Regions from separate parts of the Homo sapiens genome. Here region 1 is linked to region 2. The links are chromatin contacts, found by Hi-C in ENCODE. All regions are on one chromosome and are shown on one strand. The core of a region is the stretch at or near the end of the contact, and the rest is flanking DNA. Distances in the headings are between cores, read along the strand shown. Region 1 overlaps CAMK1D (calcium/calmodulin dependent protein kinase ID). Region 2 overlaps CDC123 (cell division cycle 123).

The links. A loop is a pair of places that touch in the nucleus more often than their neighbours do. Pooled maps may share reads with other maps.
Region 1: a loop to region 2 is called in a pooled map, with 15 times the contacts of the local background. The contact joins two enhancer-like sites. A Hi-C loop is called at or near these places in 2 of 37 single-sample maps with no recorded cell type and 12 of 50 pooled maps.

The regions. Positions count from the first base shown.
Region 1 is chr10:12,483,969-12,486,712 of GRCh38, reverse strand. The region is part of intron 1 of CAMK1D (calcium/calmodulin dependent protein kinase ID); the gene reads right to left. Among named protein-coding and RNA genes, the nearest start is that of MIR4480, 93 kb to the left of the region's middle. RefSeq lists enhancers at 1,295-1,554, 1,605-1,654. Within about 2 kb of position 1,297, at least 16 of the 41 ENCODE cell types and tissues checked have a DNase peak (open chromatin) inside an H3K27ac peak, as active enhancers do.
Region 2 is chr10:12,213,580-12,216,354 of GRCh38, reverse strand. It overlaps CDC123 (cell division cycle 123), which reads right to left. Exons shown (of 13, transcript NM_006023.3): 5 at 520-615. Among named protein-coding and RNA genes, the nearest start is that of CDC123, 19 kb to the right of the region's middle. Within about 2 kb of position 1,479, at least 7 of the 41 ENCODE cell types and tissues checked have a DNase peak (open chromatin) inside an H3K27ac peak, as active enhancers do.

The DNA of each region.
Region 1 (2,744 bases), core at 48-2,547, 270 kb before region 2:
GAGAGAGACCCCAAATTCCACGGCTCTGCTTCATTGCTGCCTTTTTATAAAATCTTGTAACAGAGAAGCTGGCATTTTGGCTGGGCTACAAAGAAGGAGTTTACTCAGCAGATAGTTGTACTAGGGTTCTCCAGAAAAACAGAACTAATAGTGTCTGTACGTGTGTGTGTGTGTGTGTGTGCACGCGCACACATGCACACGTGGGTACATGGTGCATGATTTATCATAAGCAATTATAAGAGACTGACAAGTCCCCGCCAGGTGCAGTGGCTCATGCCTGTAGTCCCAGCACTTTGGGAGACCGAGGCAGGCAGATCACGAGGTCAGGAGATCAAGACCATCCTGGCTAACACAGTGAAACCCCATCTCTACTAAAAATACAAAAAATTAGCCAGGTGTGGTGGTGGGCACCTGTAGTCCCAGCTACTCCAGAGGCTGAGGCAGGAGAATGGCCAGAACCTGGGAGGCGGAGCTTGCAGTGAGCTGGGATCGTGCCACTGTACTCCAGCCTGGGTGACAGAGCGAGACTCTGTCTCAAAAAAAAAAAAAGAGACTGGCAAGTCCCAAGACTCATAGAATTAATAGCATGTGTACGTGTGTGTGTGCACTGCATGGGTGCTTCATTTATTGTACAAAATTATAAGATGCTGGCAAATCCCAAGACCTGTAGCGTACGTCAACAAGCTGGAGACGAGACTCTCTGCTAATCTTGTGGCACTCTGCCGTGGTCCCTGGGAAGGAAACTGCCTTCAAATCAGGCCGTCTGGGTGACATGGTAGCCAGAGCCTGGGATGGACACCAAAGACTCACTCTGGGCTGAATTTGGCTCTGTTAAGCGAACAGCGCTGCTACAAGAGACAGACGCATACTCACAGGGCTATCAGGTCTTAAGCCCTAGTTAATATGCTGGGAAAAAAATAATATGACATCTTGGCATATTTAGCAATTTTCTTCTGAAAGTTCCAACCCTCCCTTATCGGTGACCCTGTTTGAACTCATGACTCCTCGAGAAAACGTTAACATTTCCTGTTTGCAGATAAAGAAGCTGAATTAGAGTTTTGAGCGGTGTGGCAGAGACGCCACAATCTGGTAGTCACAATCGAAGCCCCACCCTCCCTTCCAGGACTCCCAAAGCACCTACAGGCCCAACGAGCAGTGCCTCTGCAGCCTGCAGACCCACCGGCTCCCTGTGACCAGCCCTCCCCTCTCCTCCACCTGGGACAGGCAGGTGGCAGCAGACACATTTGCAGCTGGGGCCACCTCGCCACTGAACCTGGGGCCCAAGCTTCACCACCATTGTGCTGCCTGTTTCTACTCCCTCCCCCACGACAGGGGGCACGAGGAGCTCCACAACCAGAAAGAATCCCCAGGAAGCTCTGACCATCCCAGGAGCCACCACTGGCCACAGTCCTTCTGCTCCCCAGGGACAGCCGAGAGGCAGCCACGTCTCTCTACCCCAGGAGCTCCTCCTCCCCTAGCTCGGTCTCACTCACTCGCTGTAATAATCTGCCTTAGCCATGTTCGCTAAAAATACACTTCGCCTCTCGGTTACACTTACTAATGCATTCTATTTCAGGCCCGTGTGCATTCTTGCTTAGAAATACCCGTATGGGGAGCGGTGAAAACATGCAAGACGTGAAGGCGACTTTCCTTCCCGAAAGCCTCCTCTCTGTCCGGCTGTGCTCAGCACACCAATCTGAAAAGCAAATCTTTCCACACCAGATGGTAATCGGTGACATTACAGAAAAGGCCTGGGGTAGGAGGAGAAGGGAAGAAGCCAGTAAGGGCAGAGATTTCTGCGGGGCACACCATGAGGTACCCCTGCTTCCTGGTCATCACACCTGCCCTCCCATGACACGCCCAGCCCAGCCCCACCCCCTCCCCCCCAGAGTCACTGTGCCCACAGGAGCAGCTGCAGAGTGGCCTCTCCACTGGAGTCACATGCCACATGTTAGAAACCTGGAGAACATCTCAAGAGAGCCACAAGCTAGGCTCTCCTCCACGAGCTGCCCCCTGGAAGACACTTTCCACATCTGAGGCCAGGGGACGTCATCGCTTCCACTGCTGAGTGGTCCCCGTGAATGAGCTCACCCTCCCCGCAGCTATTTCCCTGCCTGGCTTCCACCATCTTGGAAGAACAAGTAAGCTCAGCTGCCAGTGGCTCCCTGACTTGGCTGGTGTTTCCAAGAACTTCTGCTCTCTCCTATAATTAAGGAGGATAATGACAGCTCTCCATCTCCGATCTCTGCCTTCCTGCAGGGAAGGAGGCAGAAGAACGATTGTGTGATCCCTGTTTAAAGTCCTTAATCATGTTTCTTCTTCCTGTTTTAGCCCAGGATCTCCTGTAATTGGCCCTCCTCCCTCCAAACACAGAGTTCACGCGTTTTCCTGTATCTGGAGGTGAAACACGAAGAGAGATGGCGACTTGGTGTTGCCAGCCGCAGAGCAGGCGGGGCCGGAAGCAGGGATTGCAATGCCCGGTGGGAAGCTGAAAGCAGGGAGGAGGCTGAGCCGGAGCTCAGAGCCCAGCTGGTGCATATTTATGTCTTCCTTATTGCAAAGCTCATGGGTGACAGACACTTGGATGCGCGCAGTGAAGCATTTGGAACGCCACCCAAGCCTGCCTTCTACGAGTCCAGGATTGTGGCTGCGGGCACCAACCTCACACCCCCATGAAGTCACCGGGTCACCAGCTATAAAATCAGCTCATTAAGAAAATTAAAACTGGAGGCCAAGCACAGTGG
Region 2 (2,775 bases), core at 230-2,729:
GCTTTGCTAATACAAAACTGTTTTCTATTGGATTAAAACAACTAACGGATTTTTCCACAGGCCTTAACTTTTATAAAAATCTTGTCAATGCAGTATTAAAATAATAAGACACAATTTAAGAAAAGATCAGTTGACTTCTCCAACCACTCTATTTCTATAGCCTATGACACTATTACTTTTTTTATTTTTATTACTTTTCAACAAAGAAAAATTTCTCTGTTAAACTGAACAGCTGAAGTTTTGAAAAGGGCAGAGTATGAATTTCCTCAGAATTCAAAAACAATCAGCAACACAAGACGTGGAAACTACCTTTTGGCAGAATATACAGTATTTCACAGACCCAGGCAAGTGTATAGCAAAATCCGGAAAGTAAAACAGTAGAGGGAAATTAATAATAAATTCCACAGTATTTTTCCTAGAATTAGGAATATAATTAGACCCTCTGTAGGGATATGAAATGAAATAAACAGCAAAACAAAGAATATTCAAACAGTAAGAGAATTACTTATGTGTTCCTACCCTTGGGGCACTCCAATTAAGCTTAGGAAAGACACTGCCCCCGAGGGAATTGATAGCTTCCTGGACTTTAGTGGCAAACTCAGGAAATTCTGGTGCCTACAGAGAGAGAAGAAATCATTGGGCACGTCAATATCATCACAGTATATATATAAAACAAGATCAAAATCTCAAGGTTATAGTTTAGGGTGTTAAAAACAGAATTTAGAATACAAATTACTATCAGAATTTCTGAACCCAGCTAAATAAAATCAGTGATAAAGTACATTTACCAAAAAGAGAAATAAAATAATCAGCTGCTTAAATGGCATTTTCCAGACAATCAAAGCCTGCAAAGCTGAAATGACACAAGTCACTAGGCTTCTGAGGATGTGAGGAAGGAGTGAATGGTTCTCTGTACACCGACATAAAACCAGCATTCATCAAGAGAAAATAGACAGGTGGAATATCACCTGTAGCAATACTCTAGTTGTCAGAAATAACATCCCTACTTGAAGAGCTAGAAGCCCTTCCACTTGCAGGAAGAGTCTTAGCCATATGGTATTCCCCAAAGCCACGGAGAGAATGAAAAATAAATGATGTGGCAAACTGTATTTAAACACTGCTATTTCCAGACAAGTTTTAAAACAAGCAAAACTCAAAATGTGAACCTTAGTCAAGGTAAAACGTTCTTTCCTGTTTGGATGATTTTTAAAATGCATATTTTATATAAGCTAGTGACCAAAACGTTCTGTGTTTGTTTCGACCCGGAAGTGAATAGAAATACTGCTGTTAAACAGGAACTTAAGCCTGATGTCATTATGTCCTGCCTTGAGCCTAGGTCACTATCACAGGAGCTTATGGACATAAGAAAGAAAAAAAGGTAAGTAAGAGAGGGGGAAGTAGGGCCCTCAAGAGACATAAAAAAACAAAAACATTAACAGATTCTCCACGCAGTCATTAATTTTCATTTATACCCTGTAAAGAGGATTGCTGCCCCCTATCGGGCAACTATAAGTTCTGAAAAAATCCAGTAATCAACTTCTTCCCTAGGAAAAAAAAAAGACAGACTACATCTTGAATTAACTAAACTACACATTCCAAGATGACATCAAATAGTTATGTGGATCCCCAAGATCTAACCCAGCTATGCGAGAGAAAAAACTGTGACAAGAGTCTGAGAAAAGACCAAAGAAATGAGTTTTAAAACATGGTCATATATCCCCCAAAACAAGAAACAGCTTTGAGCAAAAGGCTAGGGAATAAAAACGAGAGCTTAAGGTCCAATTAGGCTGCCTTTCTTTCTGTTACAGATAAATCTGACCTCTAGACTGGTTAATAACTATCTATCTTCCACTAGACGACTTCAGCTTAGATACATGAAATGAGACTAGAGTAATTTAGAGAGGTTTTCAAAATGAACAGCAGCACTGAGTCCTTTATTTTCCATTCATCTCTCCCCATCCAAAGCAATTATGATTTATGTGAGGGCATTTCCTTATAATTGCCTGAAGCGGCTGACTTGGCTCCCCTACCGCTCTAGCCATAAACCCCACTTCTGTGAGATGGGCACTGGCAGTATTTCCTATGAACGGCATTGTTGCACAAACTTTACAACGGGAAAGAATTCAACTTTCAAAGACAAAGCAATTTAATTTTCCTATCCCATAAAGCTTGACATCTAAGGATTACTTTTCATGTATGCCTTTTAAAAGATGTGATCAGTCCCCTCAAATCCTCAAAATTATTCAACTTTAGGATAACCTGCCATAAGAATCCTAAAACAAATTTAAATTATAAAAAGTTTATGCACAGTCTTAAGTGGAAGACTATGTACTGTTTACATACAGCACAACCTTCTAGGTTATCTGTTTTTAGCCAGGTCTGTGAGCTACTTTACAACTTGGCAAATTCTAGGTAAGTGATAGTGACATGAACTAATTCTTACGGACAGGCAATTTCTATCTCATCTGGAAGAGGTCCAATTGTCTTTTCTCCCATACTGCAGGGAGGCAAAACCAGTTTTGCCTCATTTACATACTCATTTCAATATTCCTGATCTAAAAATATATCTTTTCTTTGGATTCTCTTTTGAACCAGTTCTAACAATCTGTCTGGTTCCCTCATGAGTTAAATAACATCTTCAACACGCATTAAAGAGTTTTATATGAGTCATGATTTTACCATTTTCTATAAATTATCTATCAAAATCACGGAACTAACACTGACACAATACAGATCTTATTCAAAATTTGCCAAGTGTCCTAGTAACGTCTTCTA